7 separate regions of the Homo sapiens genome follow, and regions 2, 3, 4, 5, 6 and 7 are each linked to region 1. Evidence: chromatin contacts called from ENCODE Hi-C or POLR2A ChIA-PET data. All regions are on one chromosome and are shown on one strand. Each heading gives the region's core, a stretch centred on a gene start or an enhancer-like site at or near the end of the contact. The rest is flanking DNA. Distances are from core to core; before and after follow the strand shown. Region 1 holds the start of TLE4 (TLE family member 4, transcriptional corepressor). Region 2 holds the start of DAPK1 (death associated protein kinase 1). Region 3 holds the start of C9orf85 (chromosome 9 open reading frame 85). Region 4 holds the start of ZFAND5 (zinc finger AN1-type containing 5). Region 5 holds the start of TUT7 (terminal uridylyl transferase 7). Region 6 overlaps TUT7 (terminal uridylyl transferase 7). Region 7 holds the start of ISCA1 (iron-sulfur cluster assembly 1).

Evidence for each region. Hi-C counts contacts between places; a loop is a spot of excess contacts on that map. ChIA-PET counts read pairs that join two places held with the same protein, here RNA polymerase II (POLR2A). Pooled maps may share reads with other maps.
Region 2: a loop to region 1 is called in a map with no recorded cell type, with 13 times the contacts of the local background. The contact joins the promoter of DAPK1 here to the promoter of TLE4 in region 1. A Hi-C loop is called at or near these places in 2 of 37 single-sample maps with no recorded cell type and 2 of 50 pooled maps.
Region 3: a loop to region 1 is called in a map of OCI-LY7, with 10 times the contacts of the local background. The contact joins the promoter of C9orf85 here to the promoter of TLE4 in region 1. A Hi-C loop is called at or near these places in 2 of 168 maps with a recorded cell type or tissue (OCI-LY7 and naive thymus-derived CD4-positive, alpha-beta T cell) and 10 of 50 pooled maps. POLR2A ChIA-PET finds 5 or more read pairs at or near these places in 1 of 52 experiments (activated CD4-positive, alpha-beta T cell).
Region 4: a loop to region 1 is called in a map of CD8-positive, alpha-beta T cell, with 20 times the contacts of the local background. The contact joins the promoter of ZFAND5 here to the promoter of TLE4 in region 1. A Hi-C loop is called at or near these places in 3 of 168 maps with a recorded cell type or tissue (CD4-positive, alpha-beta memory T cell, CD8-positive, alpha-beta T cell and ascending aorta) and 10 of 50 pooled maps. POLR2A ChIA-PET finds 5 or more read pairs at or near these places in 4 of 52 experiments (CD4-positive, alpha-beta T cell, CD4-positive, alpha-beta memory T cell, CD8-positive, alpha-beta memory T cell and 1 more).
Region 5: a map of B cell shows a loop between it and region 1 (37-fold over the local background). The contact joins the promoter of TUT7 here to the promoter of TLE4 in region 1. A Hi-C loop is called at or near these places in 1 of 168 maps with a recorded cell type or tissue (B cell), 7 of 37 single-sample maps with no recorded cell type and 13 of 50 pooled maps.
Region 6: a map with no recorded cell type shows a loop between it and region 1 (8-fold over the local background). The contact joins the enhancer-like site here to the promoter of TLE4 in region 1. A Hi-C loop is called at or near these places in 1 of 37 single-sample maps with no recorded cell type and 3 of 50 pooled maps. POLR2A ChIA-PET finds 5 or more read pairs at or near these places in 2 of 52 experiments (GM12878 and activated T-cell).
Region 7: a loop to region 1 is called in a map of naive thymus-derived CD4-positive, alpha-beta T cell, with 29 times the contacts of the local background. The contact joins the promoter of ISCA1 here to the promoter of TLE4 in region 1. A Hi-C loop is called at or near these places in 1 of 168 maps with a recorded cell type or tissue (naive thymus-derived CD4-positive, alpha-beta T cell) and 10 of 50 pooled maps. POLR2A ChIA-PET finds 5 or more read pairs at or near these places in 2 of 52 experiments (CD4-positive, alpha-beta T cell and T-cell).

Annotation. Positions count from the first base shown.
Region 1 is chr9:79,570,368-79,574,031 of GRCh38, reverse strand. TLE4 (TLE family member 4, transcriptional corepressor) reads right to left here and starts at 2,067. Exons shown (of 20, transcript NM_007005.6): 1 at 1,197-2,067; 2 at 246-343. The coding sequence starts at 1,241. RefSeq lists silencers at 456-695, 716-1,185, 1,296-1,455, 1,516-1,635, 3,546-3,595 and enhancers at 526-1,138, 1,866-1,955, 1,996-2,045, 2,056-2,185.
Region 2 is chr9:87,495,785-87,499,448 of GRCh38, reverse strand. DAPK1 (death associated protein kinase 1) reads right to left here and starts at 1,582. Exons shown (of 26, transcript NM_004938.4): 1 at 1,342-1,582; 2 at 310-479. The coding sequence starts at 371. RefSeq lists silencers at 624-733, 944-1,133, 1,504-1,853, 1,874-1,933 and an enhancer at 476-1,233.
Region 3 is chr9:71,909,523-71,913,186 of GRCh38, reverse strand. C9orf85 (chromosome 9 open reading frame 85) reads right to left here and starts at 1,548. Exons shown (of 4, transcript NM_182505.5): 1 at 1,351-1,548. The coding sequence starts at 1,452. It overlaps ABHD17B (abhydrolase domain containing 17B, depalmitoylase), which reads left to right and starts at 1,994. Exons shown (of 4, transcript NM_001025780.3): 1 at 1,994-2,553. RefSeq lists enhancers at 1,281-1,340, 1,351-1,400, 1,471-1,780 and a silencer at 2,231-2,470.
Region 4 is chr9:72,363,446-72,367,109 of GRCh38, reverse strand. It overlaps ZFAND5 (zinc finger AN1-type containing 5), which reads left to right and starts at 1,902. Exons shown (of 7, transcript NM_001102420.3): 1 at 1,902-2,414; 2 at 3,504-3,640. RefSeq lists silencers at 1,664-2,043, 2,054-2,883 and enhancers at 1,491-2,195, 2,196-2,899.
Region 5 is chr9:86,352,671-86,356,334 of GRCh38, reverse strand. TUT7 (terminal uridylyl transferase 7) reads left to right here and starts at 1,925. Exons shown (of 27, transcript NM_024617.4): 1 at 1,925-2,064; 2 at 3,105-3,655. The coding sequence starts at 3,136. RefSeq lists a silencer at 1,667-1,846 and an enhancer at 1,867-2,076.
Region 6 is chr9:86,335,874-86,339,537 of GRCh38, reverse strand. It overlaps TUT7 (terminal uridylyl transferase 7), which reads left to right. Exons shown (of 27, transcript NM_024617.4): 9 at 589-715; 10 at 2,000-2,119. Among named protein-coding and RNA genes, the nearest start is that of TUT7, 17 kb to the left of the region's middle. Within about 2 kb of position 1,642, at least 5 of the 41 ENCODE cell types and tissues checked have a DNase peak (open chromatin) inside an H3K27ac peak, as active enhancers do.
Region 7 is chr9:86,280,614-86,284,277 of GRCh38, reverse strand. It overlaps ISCA1 (iron-sulfur cluster assembly 1), which reads left to right and starts at 1,740. Exons shown (of 4, transcript NM_030940.4): 1 at 1,740-1,900. The coding sequence starts at 1,820. It overlaps LOC124902194 (a long non-coding RNA gene), which reads left to right and starts at 2,197. Exons shown (of 2, transcript XR_007061634.1): 1 at 2,197-2,309; 2 at 2,825-3,664. RefSeq lists enhancers at 1,340-1,619, 1,740-1,889 and a silencer at 2,060-2,359.

The sequences.
Region 1 (3,664 bases), core at 818-3,317:
GTTTTCCAAGTCTCCCCAGTTTCGATTGTTCTGCCTTCTTTTTATTTACGGTAGAAGAAATGTTTAATTTATTTACACCTGCCTAAGGAAGGAGGCCTTGATTTGCCCTTTCTGCCCACCGAGAAAAAAAAATAATACCTTTGTGACGCCCCCACAAAAAAGGAGGAGGGTAAGTGTTTGTGTGTATTTGTCGGGGAGACAAGAGCTAAGCAAACAGAAGGATCAGCTAAAGTCAATATCGTTACCTGTGGTATTGAGCCTGTAAAAACTGAAACTCTTCCTTAATCCGATCACAGGATTCGGAAATTGTAAATTTAAAGGGTTGAGCAGGCTGATGCGGTGCCTGAAGAACAACAATAAAATATTTAATTAGCCCACATCACAGGCGAAGCAGGGAGACGGAGAAAACCTACTATGCGGCGTTAGCGGGGGGTGAGGGTCATCGCGCACGCAAGCAAAGAGAGATTAAAACTCTCCTCCCGCAACCCTCCTCGCGCCCAACAGCCCAGGCAGAGGCTGGTTTCGAGGTGGTCCTGGGGCCCCGCATACTCCCGCCCGCAGGCCCCCGCGCCCCGGACCCCGAGGGTTCGAGTCCCGTCTCCCCTCCCCGGCCAAAGACAGGCACCCAGGGACCCGCGCGCCGCGCCCACTCCCTCCTCACCCGGAATCGAAACTGGCCCGTCGGGGGGACCCGCGCCATGGCGTCGGGCTGCGGTCAGGCCGGGGGAGGAGGGAGGCGGCCGCCACCCTCTCGGCTCGTTCGTTCGCCCGCTCGCCCCGGCGGCCCGCGGCGCGAGGGGCCGGCGCCCCGCACTTCCAAACCGCAGCCAGCCCAGCAGCGCCGCTGCCGAGGGCGCCCTCCCCGCCCGGGCGCGGAGTCGCGCCTCCTTCATCGCTCGCCACCCCCCCTCGAGGAGTCGCGGCGCGGGGACCGCAAACGGCTCGGCGCGGCTTCCAGGGGCTTCAAAGACAACAATAAGAAAATGGCTACAACTCAATTGCCTCTCCGCACCCCCTCCGAGGGCCACCGCGCCGGGGGGTGGGGGTGATGGCGGGCGGGCTGCTCCCGGCGCGGGGCGCCGATTTCGGGCGGCTCTCCACGCCCCTCCGGCCAAAAGACACAACTCGGTGCGCAGGGGGCGACGCGGGGAATCCCCCAGCACCCGGCGAGCCCGCGCCCCGCCGCCCGCACTCACTGGGTGTCTGGTCTGCGGGTACATCTTGCTCAGGTCGCGAATCATCCAAGCCGATTTAGTTGGCTGCGCTCGGCAGAGGCGCGCGGCTCATTGGCTTTAATGACCCCGAAGAGGAGGCGGCCGCGGCAGCGGAGGCGGCCGGCTCGGTCTGAGGGGCGGCTCGGGCGGTCCCGGCCCCCGCCGGGTCTCGCGTGACACGGGCGGCAGGAACGCGCGGCGGCGGCTGGGTGCCGGCTGCCGGGCCGCTCCGCATTCCCCGCGGGCGTCACTGGCCCGCCGCGGGCATTGTCCGGCGCGCGTCTCCCAAGGCAACGCTCCGACGTTCGCTCCGCCGAGGCGCACCCGCCGAGCCCGGCGCCGCGGCCGCCGCTCACCCGGCCGGGAAAGTGCGGGCTCCGCGCCCCACCGCCCGCCGGCAGCTCCTCTCGCTCGCTCTGCGTCCCACTCCAAACTTTTTTTATTTGTCTTTTAATTGGTTGTTATTCCTCCGAATGAATGATCTTTCTTCTTCCCTAAAAGCAAACACAAACTCCTTTGGTTCGGAAGAGGTCTCGGCGGTGCTTTTTGGTTTCTCTGGAGATTTTTTTCACTTCACAGCAACGATCTTTTAAAAGGCACCTTTTAGCTTCTTTTACCACATCTCATTTCCTTATTTCTCTTCCTTCCTGTTTTCTTGTCTTTTTTTTAACCCCAAATTGAAGGGGATTATAAAAATAAAAGAGTGAAACGCTTGCGGCTTTTTTTTTTAATTCTCTCTCCTTTCAAACTCTGCGAACACCACCTCAAAATAATATACAAGTGTGTGAGAAAGGGGGAAGAAAGCAGCCAACAACCCAAACACCCGCTCAGCACAGCTCTAACAACACGCTCTGTGTAGGTGACTTCTTTGACCAAATTTAGCAGCAGCTAATCATTAACATTCTGATACATATTCACAATCTTCCGCGGGGCGGCCGCGCAGCATCCCGGGAGATGTAGTCCGCCCCGGGCGACCCTGCCTGAGAATACGGCCAGATTGACTACAATCACCGGCCCGCCATGCGAGCGCTCTGGCGAGCTCTCCAAGCGCCCCGCCCACCCCCGTTGCGGTAGGCGTCTCCACCAACCAATCAGAGGTGGCTGAACATTAATCGCCGTTCTGTGTTAGTGCCCATCATTTCACTGCTGACAAATGGCAAGCCAGCGGGGAGGAGCCAACCCAGCTGAAACCCACGTGGGGGCCGGGCGTCGCCTGTAGCTCCGACCAATTAACGAAGAGGAATGAGGTTGGCGGAGGCGGGGCGGAGATGGCCCGCCCAAGGCGGAGCTTCGCCTTGGCTGACGTTCCTTAGCGCGAGCGTTCGAACCGGGAAAACATTTGTTCAGCTGTCAATCAAAGTAACGTGGGGCTGGGAGAATCGGCGGCTGCTGCTGTTGCTGCTGCCCTGGCTGCATCTTCAGAATTAGGTGTTGGTGGTGGTGGTGGTGGTGGCGGCAAAATAAAGAGGGTGGAGGGAGCGGTGAGCCTGGGGGCTGGTCAAAAGATCTTCTTCCGAGTCTCGTCCTCCCGCCCACCCGTCTCCCAACCCAGACACCTTCGGCCCCTCGCTCCGCAGCCGCGCCAGGAATGCGGACTAATTAGGGTCCAATGTCTCCTTAAAGAGACAAGCTCGGCCTTGTGTAACGCGCCGAAACCCCTGTTGAGACAAGAGGGGGAGGATCACGCTGATCTTACTTCGTTCGGTTCACATCAATTTTACGCGCCGCTGGAGCCGGCATAATTTTCCGTGTGAACGCGACTCGGTCCCCGTTCTTGTTTAGAGCCAGAAATGGAGTCGCGAGATGCTGGCTGGGGCCGGGGCCGCGGGGTGGGCGGGGAGCTCGTCCCTCCAAGCCCCGCGGGGGCTGTGATTGCCATTTAGTTCCGAAACAGGCCTCCCTCCCTCCACCCCCGGAGGCACTCGGAGAGAAAGCGCATCCCGACGCTCCATCGGGGGTCGCGGGGGGCAGTAACCGTGGGGGCTCCGGGTGGGGCTGAAGATCCGGGAATCAGAGACGCTGGACCTCCAAAGAAACTTTGCCGACTGGGCCACGTGAACCCCGAACACGGTCGGTACTGAACAGAGCAGGCCGACGGGGCACGGGTAGAAAACGCCCCTGCGCGCCCTGGGACGTTCCCTCCCCCAGATCAGTACCAAGACTGCGCCTCTTTTTCCCGCTCTTTGGAGAAGCAAGTCAAGTTTATCCCCGTTAAAAACAGAGCAGGGTGCCACGCGGGCCCGAGAGATGGCGGAAAGGTGGGGGTGGCCCCAGGGGCAGATGCTGGAGGAGGAGAGAAAGGGGCAGCCATGGCTGAGGAGGGGCACCCCTAGGGAGGGGCCTGGGAAATGGGGGCGGCCTCCGTCAGTGCGCCTTTCCATCCTTAGTCCGTGTCCAGCTGGAGGCAGCGCCCCAGTTCAAGGGGAGGCTGCTGAGGCTCGCAGTCTTTT
Region 2 (3,664 bases), core at 333-2,832, 7.9 Mb before region 1:
TCCTGTTGTCACAGAAGGGCAAGGGCTGACAAGAGTTAGCACGGACAATTAAATCTGATTTTGTCCAGGGGACTGGATCAATATACTGTGCATCATAATCTAGCCCTGAACTGCTGCCTCTCCTCCACCCCCAGGCCCTTGGATCAGGCGGTTTACCGCTGGGTTAGTAACTCTTTTCTCTATGATTTGCGCATCTCCAGAAAGGGCGAGGGAGACGCCTGATTCAAACTGCATTTGTTTACCACCCAATGGCCCCATCGTTATGCATTTCCACAATCCAGGAGGGTACGCTTCTGGTACCCCCTTTACCTGCCAAGTTCCTCGCCGGTGTCGTAGTAATCATCCACGTTTTCCTGCCTGAACACGGTCATGATAAACTGTCACGCCTCACCAAAGCCCAGGGCACTTCAGCTCCGCTTCCCAGACCATCACCACCGCTCCTGCGCCTCCGTAGCCCCCTCATGCATCAGTCTCCAGTCCTTTTGAAGAAAAAAAAAAGGCAATAATAATAGTAAAATGGCAACCCCAAAAGGAAGTAGACCTCCCCGGCGCTAAGACCCCGCTCGCTGAAGACCGGGTCTCCGGAGCTGCCCCTCCTCGCGGGGTGGAGAGGAGCACCCTTTGTTAAAGCTGGGCGGCCAGGGACGCCCCCGACCCCTCAGCCCCGCGCGCGCGTGGGGCCGGGCACCACGGCACCCCGAGGTCGGCGTCCCCAAACGCTGGGCGGTCTGTTGGGATCAGAACCGGCTCCGGAAGTGACTGGCCTCCCCGCCTCCCCTTTCTCTGCACACATGCCCACCCAGCTTTCCCACCTCCAGGGACGCCGCGGAAGAATGAAGCCCTCGCCCAGACGGTACGCGCCTCACTGGGAGCAATCTCTCTCCAGCCTGCGGCAACGGTGGCACCCCCGCGCCACCTCTCGGCTCCCGCGCCTCTCCTAACACCGTGGCCACCCTCTCCCCTTCCCCGAGCGAGGCAGTCCCCAGAGCCACATTCCTGGCGACTCCCTCTCCGTTACCCGGCCGACCCGGCGTGCGGCCGCCCGGGGGAGCAAGGGAGGGAAGGGAGCGGCCCACCGAGGCGCAGCAGTTCGCTCCAGATCCTCGCGCCCCGACACAAAGCGCCTGGTCGGGCCGGCGCCACCTGTTCTCACCCGGCCCGCGGGGCTGGGGAAGCCTCCCGGCTGCGATCGCACTTCTCCCCGAAGCCAAGTTTCCCTCCGCCTTGGCCTTCCCAGTTGCTCGAGGCACTGCCCGGACAAACCCCACCGCGCCCTGGCTGGGAAAGCAAAAGCTGGCGCCGGGGGTCGGGGGGACCGGGGAGCCGCGCCTGGCTACTCACCCGGGCGCCTGGGAGCTCCCCCGGTCCCTCCGGAGCGCTGTCGGAGGCCGACCATAGGCGCCAGCGCCGGAGACTAGCCGGGGCGGCGGCGGGAACACAGCTAGGGAGTGAGTGGGGGGCGCAGATCCCTCCCAGGCGCCGGCCCCAGACCCTGCCGCTGCGAGTTGCCGAGTCCCCTCCGCGGAGGGAACAAAGTCCCCGGCGTTGGCTCGGTCCGGCTGTCCTCCTCACACTCCGAAGCAGCCTCTCGGCTCCTTGCCGCCTTTTGGGCGGAGGGCGGCCGGCAGGCGGCCAATGGGGACCCTGCAAGCGGGCTGGCGGCGCGGCCCACCCACCTCCGAGCTGCCCTGCCAGGCCGGCGCTGCGGGTTCTGCGCGGCGCTCGCTGCTCCTCCCAGCTCCGCGCTCCGGGCTCGCTGGCGCGCTCTACCGCGCACACCCCGCACACACCCACTCGCCCCACACCCACGCCGGCCGGGGAGCCAGTGCGTCCGCCCGGAACGCGGGCGCCCCACCTGTGACACATTGCTAAGCTGCCCTCTGACTGGGTTCTAGGGAAACACGGTTCTTCCGTCCCGAGATGTGTACTGGGATCCCAGCTTGTGCCGGGCACGGTGCTTGGTATGGGAAAATCACATAGAACAAAACAGATTTTTTTAAATCCCTGCCTTCCGGAAACCTGCATTCTGGTGGGACAGATAGATAATAAATATGTAAGCTAATTAATAAGGTAATTTTGGAGGATCAGTCCTACGTTTACCACGAAACAGGTTAATGGAATAGAGAATGGCAGGAAGGGAGCGTACCTCATTAGACTGGGTTCCTCTGCCGGACTGGTGTTGGAGCCGAGGCTTGAAGGCAAGAAGGTTTGCAATCTGAAGAAAGGGTTGAGGTCTCCGAGACCCAAAGAAGCAACAGAGACGCAGAGTTTATTTGCGCTATCCCATATGCTATTGGCTATTGTTGAGCTGAAATGTAGCTAGTCCCAAATTAATTGTGCTGTAAGTGTAAAATACACATTAGAGTCCAAGACAGTATGGATATGAGAATGAAAAATATCTCATGAATATTTTTATATTCATTACACTTTCAAATGATAGTATTTTGGATACGTTGGGTTAAACAAAATATATTATTAAAATTAATTTCACCTGTTTACTTTCTTTTTTTTGAGACGGAGTCTCACTCTGTCGCCAGGCTGGAGTGTAGTGGAGCGTGGCAACCTCCACCTCCAGGGTTCAAGTGATTCTCCTGCCTCGGCCTCCCCAGTAGCTAGGACTACAGTCGCGCGTCACCATGCCCAGCTAATTTTTGTATTTTTAGTAGAGACGGGGTTTCACCGTGTCGACCAGGATGGTCTCCATCTCTTGACCTCGTGATCCGCCCGCCTGGGCCTCCCAAAGTGCTGGGATTACAGGCGTGAGCCACCGCGCCCGGCCTCACCTGTTTACTTTTTAAAAGGTGGCCACTAGAAAATATAACAGTACCTATGTTGCTTGCATGAGATTTCTGAGGACTGTGCTGGTCTACACAAAGATCCCATATCCACTGGAGACCTCTATCCACTTTCTCTACTTCCCACCCCTTGCTCCCACCTAATGTTTGGGTGGAGACGAAGAAGGGTTGATTCCCCACATCCCACTGCTGGAGAACCCCAAACGGTGAAAAGCTCCTAAAGGGAAATCTATTTTACTGCCTAGAATGATGAAAACTGACAGATGAAGAGATTTCCGATCCATACCGTTGTTCAAATCCCCAGGCTTTCTAAACTGAGTTGGTTCAAATCTCTGTGGTTCAACAGAAATTTTCAACTGTGAAGATTTTGGCCTCTTGAAAACAAGGCAAAACAAAACAAAAGAATACCCCTCAGGCCTTATGTCAAATCCTAGTCTTTTTTTTTTTTTTGAGACGGGTTTTCGCTCTTGTGGCCCAGACTGGAGTGCAGTTGTGAAATCTTGGCTCACTGCAAACTCCGCCTCCGCCTCCCGGGTTCAAGCGATTCTCCTGCCTCAGGCTACCCAGTAGCTGGGATTACAGGCATGTGACTATGCCCGGCTAATTTTGTATTTTTAGTAGAGACGTGGTTTCACCATGTTGGTCAGGCTGGTCTTGAACTCCTGACCTCAGGTGATCCTCCCGGCTCGGCCTCCCACAGTGCTGGGATTACAGGCGTGAGCCACTGCGCCCAGCCAAATCCTAGTCTTAAATAACATTGCATTAATGACCCACAGGAAGGGCACACAGGAATCAAGGGGAAGTCCCCAAATTGGGAGATGGTATTAGCTTAAGCAGTGGGCTTGATAATACAAAAGGGTCTTGAGAGG
Region 3 (3,664 bases), core at 299-2,798, 7.7 Mb after region 1:
TTATTGAACACTTACTATGACCTAGGCCATTTATGCATAATCATATAGTTTCGCCTCCCAACAATCCTGACAAATTTGCATTTGAGACCAAAGTAAGGCTCAGAGAAATTAAATATTATACAACTCACTCAAGCCGCACACCTAGTAAATTTGAGCTCCATAACTTTTGTGAATATTAGGTTTATCTGAGTGATGCTGGCCCCTAATATGCCCCTGTTGTCAATGATTTTCTCTCCATACAGCTATGGAGACAGGGAGAGAGATTCACAGCAAAGAGCAAATTAGTAGTTTTTTGTTTTTGTTTTTTGAGACGGAGTCTTGCTCTGTCGCCCAGGAGTGCAGTGATGTGATCTCAGCTCACTGCAACCACCGCCTCCAGGGTTCAAGCGATTCCCCTGCCTCAGCCTCCCGAGTAGCTGGGATTACCGGCACCCGTCACCACGTCGGCTAATTTTTGTATTTTTAGCAGATTGGGAGTTTCGCCATGTTGGCCAGGTCGTTCTCGAACTTCTGACCTCAGGTGATCCGCCCACCACCTCGGCCTCCCAAAGTGCTGAGATTACAAGCGCCCGCCACCACGCCCGGCTAATTTTTGTATTTTTAGTACAGATGGAGTTTCGCCATGTTGACCAGGTCGTTCTCGAACTCCTGACCTCAGGTGATCCACCCGCTTCGGCCTCCCAAAGTGCTGGGATTACAGCACTTTGAGCCACGGCGCCCGGCCTGCAAATTAGTACTTATATACAACCCAAGTCCTCTGGCTATCTAGACAGTCTGAATTTTTTAGCAGGACTTTACAGAAGTCCTGCTAAAGATAAACAGCAAAACAAGTATTTTTACATTAACCAAATATTTTTATCTTCAAAACAATTGTTACAAAACAGAAATTTCACACAATACTAGTGAGGACAGCCTAAGACAGCTTAATCATTCACATTTCCTCTATGGGCTTGGGGTTTTTGGAAAAAAAAATCGTAGCTGCATAAACTTGGTGTAAAATTTGAAAAAGCCACTCATGCCACAATCCTCGTTTCCCTCTGCTAATGTGATCCAGATGGGAACGCTGAACGACGTAACTGCCCCATCTGCACCTTAGATTTCATTAGGGTCCTGTTCACTCTGTGCAATTAGTTAAGTGTGCTGACCATCAAATATTTACCAGGAGACAACATGTCCAGGTCAAAGAAAGGGCGTGAGAATAACATTTTAGAAAGAGTTGCACTGCAGCCAAGACTAACTCTGGGCTGCGGTCCACACTCGCCCCAGCCGACTCCTCTCATTTCCTCTCTCCCCTCTCCAGTGAGCCATTCCTTCCTGGAGTCAAAGACGGTGCAACAGGCAGGTTCCTACCTTGGTCTGCACACTTTTATCGAACTTGTCATTTTTGAAGCTAAACGTATTCTGGTGCTTCTGAGGTCTGGAACGAGCCACGTTGCCTTTCTGGGAGCTCATCGCCGAAATCAAAGCCACCCCTCGCCGGGAGCAGGCAAAAGGATGAGGGGAAAGAAAACCAACGAACTACTCCCAGGAATTGACGCTTCTGTCAATGACCCGGAAGAAACAAACGCAGCCTTTCCGCCCCGGCTCTGGGTCAGCCCACGTGACTCTTCTGGGAGGTCAAAGAGCATCGCTCTGCCCTCCCTGCTGTTAAGCCAAGCCACTCCACGCGGCGCAGCCTCGACCCCTCCGGCTCCGCGCAGCCTCTTTCTCAAACCCGGAGAACAAGTCCCACTTTCTTCGAAATGAGAATTCCCCCATTGGCCCGAATGTGTAGTCCATCAAATCAAAGGGGCGGGGAACCTTTGTTCCTATTGGTTCTTCTTTTCCGCAATCCCCGCCTCCTGCTGAGCGAGCTCAGCCTCTCCTTGAGCTCAGAGCGCCTCCCACCCTGCCGGGCGGCCTCTGATTGGTGGAAGTGAGGCAAGGCTGGGCTCCGTCTCTCCCCCCGCCCGCTAGTAGGCTGGAGCCGGGGTCAGCTTTGGCACCTTCCTCCAGTCAGTGGCCAACTCCTGGCTCAGTGGGGATTGTGCTCGTCCCCTCCGTTCCCCTCCAGTCTTCCTCCCGCTACCGGAACGAGCCTCGCGCTTGGCAGGCTGAGGAGGAGCAAAGAAAGCAGGATTAAAGAGAAGGAAGACCTGGCTAGGTCTGGGTGGCGTCTGCAGTGCCAGAAAGGGAGGCGGTGGCGGCGGCGGCTGCGACCACGGCCGCGCGGGACGTGAGGCCCGAGAGCAACCGACGGGCAGCGGCGGCCGCTCCAGCGCCCCGCACCGGGGCCGTTAGTCAGCAGAACGCGAGCTCTTGTGGAGGAGCAGGGCCGGCGCGAGGCGAGACTCGGGAGCGTGAGCGGGGCCCCTGGGGCGCCGCCGTCCTTCTTCGCCCCGGCGCCGGGGGCTGTAGCCCTGGTCCCCGCTCCTCTGTCGGGCCAGTCTGCAGGCGGAGAGAGTCGGACGGCGCCCGGAGCGCGGATCTCGCCTTGTGGAGGACAGCGCGTCGGCTGCGGTTCTCTCTCGACCCCTTCTGCCCGGCGCTTCGGCCCGGGCCGCTCAGGTGCAGGTGCGTGCGGCCTCGGGGTTTGGGGACGCCGCAGCCCGGCTCGGGGAGGGGGCGCTAGGCCGGGAGCCGCAGCGCGGGAGGGACGAGCCCGGGCCGGCGGGGGGAGGGGAGCGGGAAGCGTCTTTGTTGTTGGCGACCGGGATCCCTTCTCGGCACAGGGGAAAGGCGGGGAAGCCACTCCTCATCGGGTCTGTGTTTTTGAGAGGATTCTCTGATGGTTGCGTGAAGGGGAGCGGTAGGACAGTCCCTGCGGTCCGTGGAGCGGCCGGAGTCAGGGGGTGGGGGAGGGAGGACCGACCGACACTCTAAGAAGGTCTTTGGTCCTCCTCGGTGAAGAGAAGGGTTCCATTTCATTTCCTTTGCTTTTCTCTCAGTGGATGAAAAGATGGGGTCAGGTTCCCATTCCCCTCACTGGCGCACTGAGAGATTCGCGGGTGCCTAAAAGCTTTCTCCTGAATGTCCTTATATCTCTGTCGGGCGCGATTTTAGATTGAATCTGCACGGGGCTTGGCGATTTGTGTATTCCGGTGGGGCTGTCGTAGGGTTCTTTTTCTTTAGATGGTTGGGCTTTAATCTTATTTGTTTTCGAACTCTAAGGTAGGCTTATCAGGAATCGTTTTTGAATTGGAAAATTTAAAGGTTTTGTTTGGGATTTTTTTTAACCCCGAAACAAAGTTATGTCAAATTAGATTGTACTGTGTGGGGGCTCTCGTGAAGGAAAGAGTGTATTTAACCTGGGGTTTTTGTTTAAAAAAAAAAAAAGTTCAGATCTTTGATCTTTGGTGAGATCTCTGCCAATGCCAGAAGAGAATTTTTTGTAAATGATGCTTTAAGTCAGTGTGAAGTAGATTTGGTAAGCAAAAGGATGAATAACGGAATACAGAGGGTGACCTTTAAATTTCGCTGTTTATGAAATGTGTTCCTGTTTAATACTTTTTGTGATATATGATGCTTGATCTATAGATGATTCATTTGGAATTTTTTTATGCCTCTAATAAATCTTTGGAGATCTTGTGCCAACATATGAAACTATAATACCTAATGAGTCGGAGTAGAAAGCCAGATACATGTTGTAATAACGTTAATCTGTTTAGATTAACAGGGAAATTTA
Region 4 (3,664 bases), core at 653-3,152, 7.2 Mb after region 1:
CTGCAACATTCTTGATTGAAACAGTCTCAGAGAAAATTATAAATGGGTGATAGAGAAGATGAATTATCAGAAGGTGACATAATATTATGGAATACACTATTCAATAATGAGCTTGCCTCATTACCCTTAGACTTTTTTTAAAGTATGCTTCTTCAGGAATTATCTTGTTTCACTCACTATAACTCCAATTCTAGAGAAAGAAAAAAATTCAAGTTAAAATTCAAGTTATTTTTGTTCTCAATAATAATCACCTCCATTGCCTCCCTGCCCTTCAGTGCCCTGGGCAAGCCTTTTTAGTCATTGTTTCTTTATCTGTAGAAAGGGACATGATAATAGTACCTATCTCAGTGAATTGCTGTGAGGATAAAATGAGACCCTAAATGGAAAATAGTTGGCACTGAAAATGGCCTGTAAATGGTAGCTGCTATTTTTTTTTTTTTTTTACTAATTCATCTGCTAATTTAAGGAAATAAATTGCAGTGGTCGTGGGACCAGTGACCCAAACTACTTAAATCTCTAATACATTAATTGATCACAGTAATAAACCCGAATTTGTTAAAAAACAAAACAAAAGGTTGTTATGCTCCAGGTACTTTGCTAACTGTGGCGGAGAACTGTTTGATTTGGCAGTGGTGGCTCAAGCTATCAGTATAGCATTCCCCCAAATACAGATTATAAATAAGGACCACCTGAAGCGCAATATGGGCCCCCCCCCACCCCCGCTCCCACCCCGGAACAACCAAAACCATATCCAGGGGAGATGCGTAGGAATCTTTAATCACCCCAGGTGATTTTTTTTCTGATTACCAACTTTGAGAAACACTGAAGGGACCTCTTCTCCATTCTATATGTGGCTAATATAAACCCTAAACATCATTTCTATGTATTCGTTAGACCGTTGTTTACTAGAAAATTTCAGAAGTCCTTTCCGACTTAGTAATTTTGTTATTTTGAGTTGAACTGAAATTCACTTGGAGCGGTCAGTTGAAAATGTTTTTTGTTTGTGCTCTGAAAAGGTTCCCAGTGTTCCGGGTAAAGTCATCCTTTCACCCATGGGGGACCTGTGCCTCGTGCCTGAACTGCCCGCCTAGTACCTCCCCCCTTGAACTTCCTCTCGCAAGCCTCCTCCTCCCGCTTCATCTGGGCCTCGGGTCTAGCTTGTTTTGTCCCTTCGCGGCTTTTGAGTAGAACATTTGGTGCTTTCCCAGTTCACGACGCTTTGCTGGAATCGTCAATTTCCAGGGATTTCACAGGCTGGCCAAAACAGTTTGTTCAGAACAGCGCCGCCGGGGCATTGGCAGCCCTGGGCGGCCGCGCGTTTCCTCACTCCGCACAACCACCCGTGACCTTGGGCGAGCGAACGCACGCCGCCAGCTGCGTCAGGGCCACGCTCGGGCTGGACTTCGGAGCTCAAAATGGGTGTGGGGAGTGAGGAGGTTTCATAAACAGAAAAGACCTCGAAGCCATAAGGCAATTCTTTTCCTTTTCTGGGGGTGAATCCTTACGATTCTTGGGGGAGGGAATGTCTGCCCAGGGCTGGAGACAAAGCGTGAGAACTAGGATGGCGAAAAACGGGTTTGAATGAGAAAATCCGAAGGAGGGAGGCTGAGGGCGGACAATTGGGTTAAAAATAGAAACGCATCCTCCACAGGACTCGCTCTTCCCAGCTCCACCCTAGGGGCCGACTGCCAGGCCAGTGGCTGGGCTCCGCGAGAAGGCACAGCAACCCGTCTCGGCCCCGCCTCCTGGACCTACTGACAGGGCACCGGGGGCGTGGCCTTGGGCCCGCGACGTCACCGCGCTCCCCGCCGCCGCCGCCGCCGCCGGGGTTTTCGCTGACGCACGGGTCCCGCCCCCTCCCCCTCTTTTCCCTCACAGCCCGGGCGCCGGGCGGCGAGTGCGTTAGTCGGCCGGGACGCGGAGCTGTGTGCATCTCCTACGCGGGCTCGCTCGCTCCCGGGAGCCGCGCAGCTTCCCCGGCGGTGGCAGGAGCGGCGAAGAGCGCCATCAGCGGGCCCTTACGGCCCCAGGCCTCGCGGCGCGCGGTCCGCTCGCCCTCCTCGTCCGCCCAACCTGCGGCCTGTGGAGGCGTGAGGCGACGACAGGCGAGCGCCTCGAGCAGCGTTAGCCGCTGCGGCCGCCGGTCCTCCCTCCACCTCCTCCTCGGCCCCCCCTCGCTTCCCTCCTCCCACTTCCCGAGCTCCGGCGTGTCCCGGCCACGCTCGACGCTGCTGCAGGAACAAAGGAAGACCCCGCGGCGGCGGCGGCGCCACCTCCGCCTGCTGCTCCGACCCGCTCCCGGCCCGCGGCGGCGGCACCAGGGCGCCCGGCTCAGCCTTCCCGGAGGCCTCGGCCCGGCCTCATCGTGCCGGCTTCGCGCGCGAACCCGGCTTTCGCATTTGGGACCCTGCAGGGTGAGTGATACGGGGCTGCGGGTGGGAGCCGGGCTCCTTGTTGCCGGGCCGGGGGCGGGAGTGAAGGGACCGGGGCGCCGCGGGCCAATGGCGAAGCCGGAGCAGGCCGCGGATGGCGGCGTCCGGGGGAGGGGAGCCCGCCCGCCAGCCCAGGAAGCACAAAGACGGAGGCGTCATCCTGTCGTCGTGGCCCGAGACCTGGCTCCCGGCGTCCCTGGCTCGCTCCACAGCACGGTCGGGAAACAATGCACGGCGTGCCGCCTCTGCGGGGCCGGCCTCTAGGCCGCTCGCCTCCGCGGCGGCGCCCGGCGTGGGCACCACGACCCAGAGAAACAAAGAGGCCGAGGCGGCGGCCGCGCCCCCTGCCCGTTGCAGCCCCCCCTAGCTCTCCCCTAAGAGGAGCCGTTCGGGGTCGGGGGTCGGGGGTCGGGGATCCGCGTGGGGCCTGCAGGCGAAGGGCTGGCCGGGCCTGCTGAGCTGCTGTTCTGCATGACTCAGTGGTTTTCGGAGAGGGCCCTGTTGGGCTTTATTGAGTGAGGCCTTTGCTTAGAGGGGGATGGGGTATCAGTGGGACCCGAACTTGTTCCAAAATCCATTGGAACATGGGGCCGGGGGTTCTCGGCGTCGTCTTTTGGGCTTCTCGACGTCGCTGCGTTTTTATCCTGAGATCCGTTTTCATGGAGGAAATGGAACACCTCCTTTGTTTGGTGCATTTAGGCTGATGAATGTGAAATTTTTTGCTCGCTTTCCACGCACTCCGTGGAGGTGTGTTTTCGGGGAAGGGTCGGATTATCTTTATTGATTGAGTGTCTCCTAAGGGATAGCATCTAAGGAGATACCAAGATAAAGGAACATATAGGTCACACATCCCCGTTCTTAAACCTGGGATTTAGATACAGACTTCTAAAAACATAAACGAATGTATTTTATTCCTTATTTTTAGGATTTTTTTTAAAGAGTAGGCTTTCAGAACTCAGTTGGTGAAAATACTGCAATTTTATCTTTGAAGTTTTTTGTTAAAATGTTTCCCCACACCCCCCTAAAAAATTAAGGATTCTTTGTAGTTGTCTCCTGTTTTCTATCTCCCAGGCCCTGAAAAGGAGCCTTTAAAAGTCAATTCTACTCCATTTGGCAAAGAGGGAACTGAAATCTGGAAAGTAAGGACTTGCCCAAGGTCACTGACTTAGTGGCAGACTAGAGACTTGAACTCAGGTCTCCATTCCCAGGTGAGTGGGAATTCATGCCATCTC
Region 5 (3,664 bases), core at 676-3,175, 6.8 Mb before region 1:
AGGAGAATCACTTGAACCTGGGAGGCAGAGGATGCAGTAAGCCAAGATCGCACCACTACACTCCAGCCTGGGCAACACAGTAAGACTCTGTCTCAAAAAAAAAAAATTAAATCCTTAGAAAGATGTATCCTCTGCTGCTGCTCTAGAACTCTAGGTGGAGGCAAAGGTTGCAGCCAGCGGAGATCATGCCACTGCACTCCAGCCTGGGCAACAGAGTGGCACTCCATCTCAAAAAAAAAAAAAAAATCCTTAAAAGTATGTATCCTCTGCTGCTACTCTAGAACTCTAGGTGGAGGCAGATTTCTAAACCAGTTCTTTTGCACAGGAATTACTGGTTTGGGTGGGGCGTGGTGACGCTGCTGTCTCAGAATTAATGTAATCATGCATCTCCACACTCCCTTTTGGACTATATTTTCAAGGCCACTGTCTGCCTGTTGAAGAGACTATCAGTTTGATCCTCACGTATTTTCACAATCAAAATATCTAAGTAAGGAATTATATAAAAGTTGTAGGAATGTGTTTTATATCACTTTTAGTATAGCCACATGGTTAATAACAGCCTCATATTCAGGGTCTGGATTGCAGCAGTGCCATTTACTTCACTGCAAGTGCTAAATGTCCTCATCTTTAAAAGTGGGATAATGATATAGTCTTCATGAAGCTGTGAGGATTAAAGAAGTTAAGGCTGGGTATGGTGGACCACCCCTGTAATCCCAACACTTTGGGAGGCCAAGTTGGGCGGATGGCTTGAGGTCAGGAATTGGAGAGCAGCCTGGGCAACATAGGAGACCCCTGTCTCTACAAAAATATAAAACAAAGGAGTTAATATTTGTAAAGCCTTCAAAACAGTTATTGGCATAGCCAGAACTTTGTGTGTTATTATTTTAAGACCATTGCTCCACAGGACCTGACAGCTTTCAATTTACATGCTTTAAAAAAGCAGAGAAATGAAAACTGTCGATTTTCCCAACGCTCCCTAATTTCACTAGTTGCTTGATGTTTTTCAAAGCATTTAGAACACTGTAAACAGCAAGGAAGGTCATACAGTAAAGAAAGAAAAAGCAACCCCGAGTTCGAGGTGTGCACTCTTCAACTCAAAAATTCGAATGTAACGCTCTCTGGTCATCCCTTGCCATTACACATATTCTTCGAAATGAACTGATTTTTTTTTTTTCCAAGTAAAAGTAATCCTTACACAACCTAAGAAAAAAGCAGAGCATTTTCCTTGACCACTTTGAGATCTGGGTGAGCAGTGGATGTTTAAATGCTGGCATTTCTACAAGGTCGGCAATTAAGAATTCACGAAAACATTAATCACTACGAATTATCAGAAAAACACCAAGAGCGCTACGAGGCCTCGGAGCCTTTACTCCCCCTGGAAGTAACCGGGGAGCACCCAGGGGCAAAGCCGAGGCCCCAAGCGCGGGGAATGCGGCTTTGCCCGACCGCTGGCTCCGCGTCCCTCTCCGGGTGCATAAGTCTTGGCTCCCGCGCCTCTCCCGAGCACTTAGCCTCCCGAGCAGAGAGGGGAACCAGAGGAGCGTCGAAGCCGGGAGAGAAAAGGGGCGGGCGCCGCTCTGGTAAGAAGTTCGGGCCTGGCCCCCAAGCGCCGGCGAACCGGCTATCCGGCGAGCCAGTAATTAGCCCGCTCCGACGGTTGCGCCCGGTGGCCAGACCCGGCGCCCGACACCTGGAGCGAGTGCGCTGGGGCGCCGGACAGGAGAGGCCAGGCTGGCAAAGGCGCGGGAGGCGGGGTCGGAGCGTGGGCGGGGCACCGCGGGGCGGGGCGCGTCGCTCGTTTCCGGTGTGCGCGGCGGAGCGCTAGGGCGGGGGCACAGTCGGCTCCCAATCGCGCACAATGAGACAGCGCTGAGCGCCGGAAGTGGGGCCGAAGGAAAACACGGAGAGGGAGCCCGGCCGGGACAGGAAGAGGCTGGGGACCGCGGCGAAGGTGGTGAGTGCTCTTGGGCGCCTTCTCCCAACGTCCCTGCCAGACTCGCCTCCGGGCTGATTCTCCAGTTGGTTTCCTGGACTCCAGAGTAGCTGTCCGGCCTGGCCCCGGAGGTACGTTGGTTCCATCCCCCGCCGGCCTCCTCGCACCAGTTTGGGTGACCGAGGAACCCCCAGGCCGGCAGAGGCTGAGCCCTCGGGTTCGAGTCCGTGTTTTCACTTTTTGTCAGACTGCGGGCGCAGAAGACGGGATTTGGGTCAAGACATTCGGCTCTGGCCCCCTGGCCGGCCGGGGGAACCCTGGAACCCCATGGAGACAGCAGGTCACTTCCTGCTTCCTGGTCCCCACGGTGGCTTCTTGGCCAGGAGTGCAGGGACGCCTCCTCTTTCTCCACGTCGGGCTCAAAAGGGTGGAAACTAAGGCAGATCGGTGGTGGAGCGGTCAGATGGGGATTGAAGAGGAGTGTCATTCCTCAGGGAATTGCTGTTCCTGACAAAACCAAACTTGTTTGGGGTTGGAGAACGGGGATTGAGGAGGTTAGATGGAGTTGTCCCTTGATCGGAAACCCAGCCTCTTTAATTACAGCTGCACCTTGGTCGGAAGCCCAGCCCCTCCGTAACCTAAGCGCTCAAAGCCGGTCTGTCCAGAATAGGGGTGGTGAAGGGACGGAAAATTGGAGTTGAGAAATGTAGTACTCCTTTCACGTAAAGTTTCGGTGTATAACACTTACAAGTAATTGCCAACTTAAAAAACAAAAGACTGTTTCGGTAGTTTAGTAATAATATTGGCTTGGGATGAGGTTTTCTTTGAAGAGAAACGCCTTGTTACAGAGGGAAAAGCCGACCATACTTGATATGAGTAATATTCTACTATGCTACAGTTCTGGAACCTATAGAGCTTCTCTTATTCACACATTTAATCTTCATGCTAAATAGTAAGTATTAATTTTCATGAAGAATATTAGAGGACCAAGCCTCCCAACCTCTAGGGTAAAGCACTGATTATTAAGAATGTGATAGAATTTTTATTTTAAAAAAATAGGGAGTTTCTTTCTTACAGGCTTTGGGGCATCTGTACGATAAATTGTTATTTTGTATACTTGTATGATATCTTGTTATATAGTTTGATATTTCCCCAAAATACCTTCTTTCAGGTGCAAAGTAAGAAAATTGAAGTCAAAGACCATGGGAGATACAGCAAAACCTTATTTCGTGAAGCGCACTAAAGACCGGGGGACTATGGATGATGATGACTTCAGAAGGGGTCACCCCCAACAAGATTATTTAATAATAGATGACCATGCTAAAGGCCATGGCAGTAAAATGGAAAAGGGCCTTCAAAAAAAGAAGATAACACCAGGGAACTATGGGAATACCCCCAGAAAAGGACCATGTGCTGTTTCCAGCAATCCATATGCATTTAAAAACCCAATCTACAGTCAACCCGCTTGGATGAATGACAGCCACAAAGATCAGAGTAAGAGATGGCTGTCTGATGAACATACTGGTAATTCAGACAACTGGAGAGAATTCAAACCTGGACCTAGAATTCCTGTTATAAACCGACAAAGAAAAGACTCCTTTCAAGAAAATGAAGATGGTTATAGGTGGCAAGACACAAGAGGCTGCAGAACTGTAAGACGACTGTTTCATAAAGACCTAACAAGCCTAGAAACCACGTCAGAAATGGAAGCAGGAAGTCCTGGTAATGTTT
Region 6 (3,664 bases), core at 393-2,892, 6.8 Mb before region 1:
CATTTGAAACTTTTTTTTTTGAGACGGAGTCTCGCTCTGTTGCCCAGGCTGGAGTGCAGTGGCGCAATCTTGGCTCATTGCAACCTCCGCCTCCTGGGTTCACACCATTCTCCTGCCTCAGACTTCCGAGTAGTTGGGAGTACAGGTGCCCACCACCACGCCTGGCTAATTTTTTATATTTTTAGTAGAGTCAGGGTTTCACCCAGGATGGTCTCGATCTCCTGACCTCATGATCTGCCCGCCTTGGCCTCCCAAAGTGCTGGGATTACAGGCGTGAGCCACCATGCCTGGCCCGAAACATTTGATAATATTTTCCTTATTTGCATTTCCCCCCAAAAAATAATATTTGAAAACAAAATTATTAATCCGAAAAATAAAGTTTACTCAGAAAATAGCCACGATATCTTTTTTGTAAAGAAAATTTATTAAATTACTCATAAAGATGTAGTTTTTTTCACTTTTAAGCTTTTTATTTTTGAAGTATTTATTATGCATGTATATTAGTTGTTGGCATAAAAGACACTTTGAGACCTGTGTAACACTTTTTTCTTTTTTTCTTTCCCATCCTCCTCCCCCACCTCTCACCAGTGGTCTTCTGTGTAAAGTGAGCGCAGGAAATGAAAATGCTTGTCTGACAACAAAGCATTTAACTGCCCTTGGAAAACTAGAACCAAAGCTGGTTCCTTTGGTGATTGCATTTAGGTACTGGGCAAAGGTAGGCTTGAGGTCTTTATGCATGAATACATTCTACATATGTATAAGCAGTATGCTTTGATTTTTACTTAATTTAATCTTCAGTGTTTAAATGCAAATTTATAGACATCAAAAGAGAAAGACATCTGAATTTTGCAACAGAAACGTACAGACGGAAGATTCAGTGTTTCTGTTTCACTTTAACGGTATTGCTCAAAAGATCAAAATGATTTATAGGGCTTATTAAAAATCAGATTTGTGAGTTAAATCTCAGAGGATAAGGCCCAGGAATTTACATTTTAACTAGTTTACCACAGTGGTTGTTAGGCACAGGAACGTTGAGATAAAGCTTCTCATATCATGTCCAATAACATACACAGAGACGGCAAAAAATAGAAGATACTCTCTGATCTTGTTTACATTTCCATAATGTTTTAAATATATTTCAATTAAAATACTCAAACAGTAGAAGATTTAACGTTCCCCCAAAATGTGAGGTTGAGTCATGATTATAAAATTGAGATTCTGTCGCTTGAACCTGGGAGGTACAGGTTGCAGTAAGCCAAGATCGTGCCACTGCACTCCACCCTGGGTGACAGAGCAAGACTCTGTCTCAAAAAAAAAAAAAAAAAAAGAGATTCCATGTATGTGCTTTTAGAGAAAATCAAAAGCTTTACTGATTCAGGTATATCAATAACAATAGATACTTCCCGTTTCTTGGATCCTGAATGAACAACGGATTTCCCACTCTTCACTGGCTAAATTATAATTATAATATGCTATCCTTTGAAAACCACCGCCTGCTTCATCACTAAGTAGAACATGCCCTTTTAGTTGTTATTTCCATTAGTGGTGATGAGTTTGTCCACGTTCTCTCCCCACGCCAATCTTTGTGACCAAAGCATGCATATGCAAGACGCTATGGGTTAGGGTAAGAGGACCATTGAACTGGCTTAATGTGTAACTGAACAATCGTTTTTAATTCATTAACATGTATTCTAAACAAATGAATGAATTGACCATGGATATCAAAAAATAAAATAGGAAATAATATTTTAGGGCCATCCACAAGTGAGTATGGTTAACAGGATTAAATATTCAAAATTGAAACTATCACTTAAAACCACAATATGTGGTTGCTGCAAAAGTATAAGGAAGTTGTATATTTTGTAACTGCTATTTTCAGCTGAAGAATTACCGTAAATCATGTAGTAAACAAGAATGAGGTTACAGGTTTTAGGCCAAATCGTGTAAATGACAAATTCATACAAAAAGAATGCTTAACTTTCTTTTCTCTTGTTTGTAGCTTTGCAGTATAGATCGCCCTGAAGAAGGAGGTCTGCCACCTTATGTGTTTGCCCTGATGGCCATTTTCTTTCTTCAGCAGAGGAAAGAACCCCTTTTGCCTGTATATCTAGGATCATGGGTATAAAACATTTTTTTTGCTTATATATCTGAACAGATTTTATTACAGGTCCACAATTAAATTTTGCATAATTTCAAAATCTAGACACCTAACCAGAACTGACATGGATTTATTTATTCTACTCATGTGAATATTCATACCTTTCACTGCTGAAATACTAATGTGTTTGATTTCAGTATGTTGCCCTATAACCTGCTTAGGGATATTATTACCTTTCTAGACTGCAAAATCTCTTAATTTTTGAAATATGTATGGTCCTGAGACGAACAAGAGACTGACCCTGTAAATTTACCATTTGGTACATTCTTTCTTTGGGTACAGTTTTCTAAATTGATACTTGAATTTACATATCACCTCCAGACAGACAGACTGTGGGAAGCATTTGGTTCACTGTAACTTACTTTCTGTTTCTAATCTATTTCTCCCCATAACCTGTAAAACAAAAAAATATATAAACATTGAAATTGCTACCTGTACCACAAGATGCAGAACCTAGTAGTCATCTCTTGAATAATATTTTGACATTATTTTAAAGATGAATTAGAATTCATGTGATCACTCTTTCTTTCTGGATAAATTAATGTTGAGTTGATTTGTTCAAGTAAGATTTAAGAAGAGACCATCTGAAAGAGTCAACATGATATTAGCTCATCCTCTTAGAAACCTTGTTTGTAATCCCTTGGTATTACCTTGATACACTTTTATGTGTAGAAAAACTCCCATTTTATAGAAAGACCCCTTAGTGAAAAGCTTACTTTGACACATTGGCTATTGTAACTACTTTTCTTAATGCACACAAGTTTCTCTCATCATTTAAGGAGTTCTTAACAATGAGTACACATCAAAAAATACATTTAAAGAGAATTTTTTCCTTATACTGAATAAGGTGAGATTAAGCAGGGACTTCTGTCTACCAGGCCGTGGGAATAAAGACTGAAGTAGAATAACTCACTTAGAAAACTATCCTGGCATAAGGGATTATTGCATGCTGTGTATCCTAGTAACCTAAAGGTAGTTCTCTTCGTGCCTGTGGTACTGAGAGAATTCAGAGCCATGAGAGGGTATCTCTACCAGACTACTGTCCTGGTAGAAAAAAGAGCAAGAGAACAAAGTCAACCCTTAGTTGATAAATAACTCTTTCCAGCACACCCAAGTAGGAATGTGTGAAAGTCTTTGAAGTTTTCCTTTCACCTTGATCTAAGAGAGATAGGAATTTAGGATAGGATTAAATCAGGTGGACTCCTGCACCTAAAAAAACCCTGGCACAAGTTGGATAAGTTGCCTTGCTCACTACCATCTTACTGAATGAGATCTGCTTTTTCATGTGTCTTGATCTTCTCTAAGTAGTCATCTGTCATTAACATGAGAATGCAGGAAAAAGAAAAATCTCTTCTGGTGATGAGATTCTCCTAAGGATACTTCAGGGTAGTATGGATACCCTTTCCTATGGCCAGCATATTATTTCCTTGTTAGTGATACCGGAAACTCTCTAAAGTGATACTGAATTTGATTTTGATTGGATCATGTTTGTTCAAAATTTAATGA
Region 7 (3,664 bases), core at 491-2,990, 6.7 Mb before region 1:
CAGGTGCCCGCAAACACGCCCGGCTAATTTTTGTATTTTTAGTAGAGACGGGGTTTCACCATGTTGGCCAGGCTGGTCTAGAACTCCTTATCTCAAGTAATCTGCCGGCCTCCGGCCTCCCAAAGTGCTGGGATTACACGTGTGAGCCACTGCGCCCGGCCCCCAGTTTCTTTTATTTTCTTTCTTTCTCTCTCTTTCTTTCTTCTTTCTATCTGTCTGTCTGTCTCTCTCTTCCTATCTTCCGTTCTTTCTTTTTTTTTTTGAGACAGAGTCTCACTCCGTTGCCCAGGCTGGGAGTGCAGTGGCACGATCTCAGCTCACTGCAACCTCCGCCTCCCAGGTTCAAGCGATTCTCCTGCCTCAGCCTCCTGAGTAGCTAGGATAACAGGTGTGCACCACCACACCCGGCTAATTTTTGTATTTTTAGCAGAGATGGGGTCTCACCATGTTGGCCAACCTGGTCTCGAACTCCTGACCTCAGGTGATCTCCCCGCCTCGGCCTCCCAAAGTGCTGGGATTACAGGCGTGAGCCACGCGCCCGGCCCCCAGTTTATGTGCAGATAAGGCTTAGGGGAAAAAAAAAAGCGTCCTCTTATTGTCAATGCGATTGCATTTCTGTAGCAGGAAGTCAGAACTACTTGATGGAATTTTGAACTATCCTTTCAGAAACTGCAGGAGATCGAAGATAAACTTGGCTTTAAAAAATGTTTCACTGATTAGTTCTTCCCACATTCAAACACTGCGAATCTGTCCTCCCCAGGACTGCTTCATAGACCCCTCCTGCCCTTTTTCCTTCACTTCTAGCACTTCAATGACAAATGCCACCTGTCTTGATGTCCTCCTCTCTTCATCTGCTAGCCCTGTCCTGCCAGTATCTCATTCTTCCCTGGCCCCTCTTTACCTGGCTTCCTGTGTATGCCTGGGTACCGCGCCTGTGCAGTGTCTGGTGCTCAGGAATACTGCATCAAAAGGCAGAATTAAGCCCCTGAGCAGCCAGGACAAGGTCTGACAACACGTTTTAAATCGAGTAATTGTTGCTCGCTATAAATGTGACTATTCACACTGCTGCCCAGTCACATTTTCAAGTAGGGTTGGTTCCCAGTTCAGCACCAGAATGAAAACTGCATTAGTCACCACCCTTCAGCATCCCCAGCAGTACAGCACGCTGGGGAGAAGGGTGGAGGGTGGCGATTATACAACTCTGCGGTAACGCCATGCTCTTAAGAACAGCCTAATTGGACCACAAAAGAAGAATGAAAATGGATGTAGATGTCTGGGCATCGGAACGATCACTCTGCATTTGAGAGCATAAGCTCCCAGTGCAGGGTTGACTTATGCGTCCTTAAGTGTCACCGCCTATGATGGTGTTTGTCACGGTGAGTATTAAAGCAGGGGGTGACGCTGCACCTTGCCCCGGGGGCAGGTGGTGAAGCTACGTGCATCCGGAGTCAGCAGGTCTGAGGTCATTCCTCGCCCCCTCCCGCCCGCTCCCCGACGTCACGCCGACTCCGTCCTCGGCGGTGAAGACATTCCTCCCGGGCCCTGCGCCCTGCAGCGTGGTAACCCCACTGCCGGAGACCGTGCGCAACCCAGCTGCTAGACCCCCGGCGTTGAGCGGCAAAACCCCGCCCCGAGCGGCTTGCCCCGCCCCCGGCTCGTCACTCATGCAACTCACCCAATGGTGGCGGCGGGGGGCGGGGCTAGGACTGAGGGCGCCGTGCGCCGAAGCTTGTGGCGTCAATGCGCCCGCCGTGTCCATGGAGAGAAGCTGAGGCGGCCGACCTTCGGCCCGAGGCACCGGGGCGCCGGGACGGCGAAGATGTCGGCTTCCTTAGTCCGGGCAACTGTCCGGGCTGTGAGCAAGAGGAAGCTGCAGCCCACCCGGGCAGCCCTCACCCTGGTGAGTGCTCGCGGCGCGCGGCGGGGCCCGTGACATTGCTCGTGTCCGCCCCGTGCAAGGGGAGGTCACGGCGGCCGGGAGTGGGGCCGCAGGGACGCGGACACGTCAGACCTCGGCGTCGCTCCGACCCGCCGCACAGCCTCGCCGCCTCCTTCGCCTCCGGCCCCTCTTTGCAACGATAAACAAGTCCCGGGCGGGGCTGCTCTCTTGGCCCCGGAAACTACGTTTCCCGTCAGGCCGCGCGGCAACCGCGTGCGGGCCGGAGGGGATCCCGGGGGTGGGCGTCCCCGGGGGCCGATCGCCTCCACACTCCTGCCGGCCTGCGCTGTTCGGCCGTTCCGGTTAAGCAGAGGCTGAACGTGCCCGGTGGCGGGGGTTCCCGGTGGTGGCCCGGAGTCCTAGCCTGGAGGTGCGTGGGGTGGGGAGGGACCAGGCTGTCCGAAGGACCGCTGTGTCGGGGCGACAGCGTTCGCAGAGGGCGAGCACAGCGACAACAAAGCCCCCGGCTCCTGCCGAGGTCACGGCCGCGGCGCGCAAAGCGTTACTTGCCGGTGTCCTGGGTGATTGAGGCCTTTGAAACTCCCTCTGTGCCTCTAGCAAGCCTAGGCTCTTAGGACAAAAGATGATTTCCCAGAGTGAGTTTACAGCCTTTTCTGGGTGAAAGGTCAAACACTCAGAGGGCACCAGAGTGCAACCATTGATTACTTAGAGAATTCACTGAGCTCAGTGTTCCGGCCGCACCGTTCAGTTTTTTAGTGGAAGGAAAATCCACATAACATAAAATTAGTCCTTTTAAAGGGTACAATTCAGTGCCATTTAAGACATTCACAGTGTCGTGCAACCATCACCTCTATCTAGTTCCAAAATACTTTCACCCCAAAAGAAAAATTTATGATCACGTTCCTACATACACTCCCCTTTTAGTGAAGGAGACGACTTTATGCAACCATTCGCTTAGAGACTGGGAAAAAAAACGATTTAAATTGACTCATCGATTCTGTTGCATCTAATGCCAAAAGGGCCTATTACCAGAAAATAAGTTTGTAGCAAAGTAGAAGAAAATTGTGATCAGGTGAGAGAATTTATTTTTATAATCAATTTTTTAGGCCTTTGATATTACCCTGATTATATATGGTACTACTAGTGTACTGATTATGTATCATTCTATATTACCTCTTTTCTGTAGGAGCAAGCTTATTTTCATACACCGTGGGATGTAGAATTAAACAAGGTTTTAAGAACTAGAGGGCACAACTCATTCTTTGTGTCTCTTTCAATCTCAGTAAGAATTATTCAGAATTCTTCCACTGGTAATGGTAGATCCAGGAAGAGCCAGAAGGTTCAGGAACAGTTTTTGCCTTTTCTTTTTTGCTTTTTAGCAACCCTATTAACTGGGTTTTTTGTTTTTTGTTTTTTGTTTGTTTGTTTGTTTTTGTTTGTTTTGTTTTTGGAGACAGGGTCTCACTCTATCTCCCAGGCTGTAGTTCAGTGGTGCAATCATGGCACACTGCAGCGTCAACCTCCTGGGCCCAAGCGATCCTCCCACCTCAGGCTCCCAAGTCGCTGGGACCACCGGTGTGCACCGTCATGCATGCACCTAGGGTCTCCCTGGGTTGCCCAGGCTGGTCTCGAACTCCTGGGCTCAAGCAGTCCACTGCCTCAGGCTCCCAGTGTGCAGGGATTACAGGTGTGAGCCACCATGCCTGGTCCCTGATGTCTTTCTCCATCACCATTTGACATGTTACCTCTTCCTTCAGAATTTCT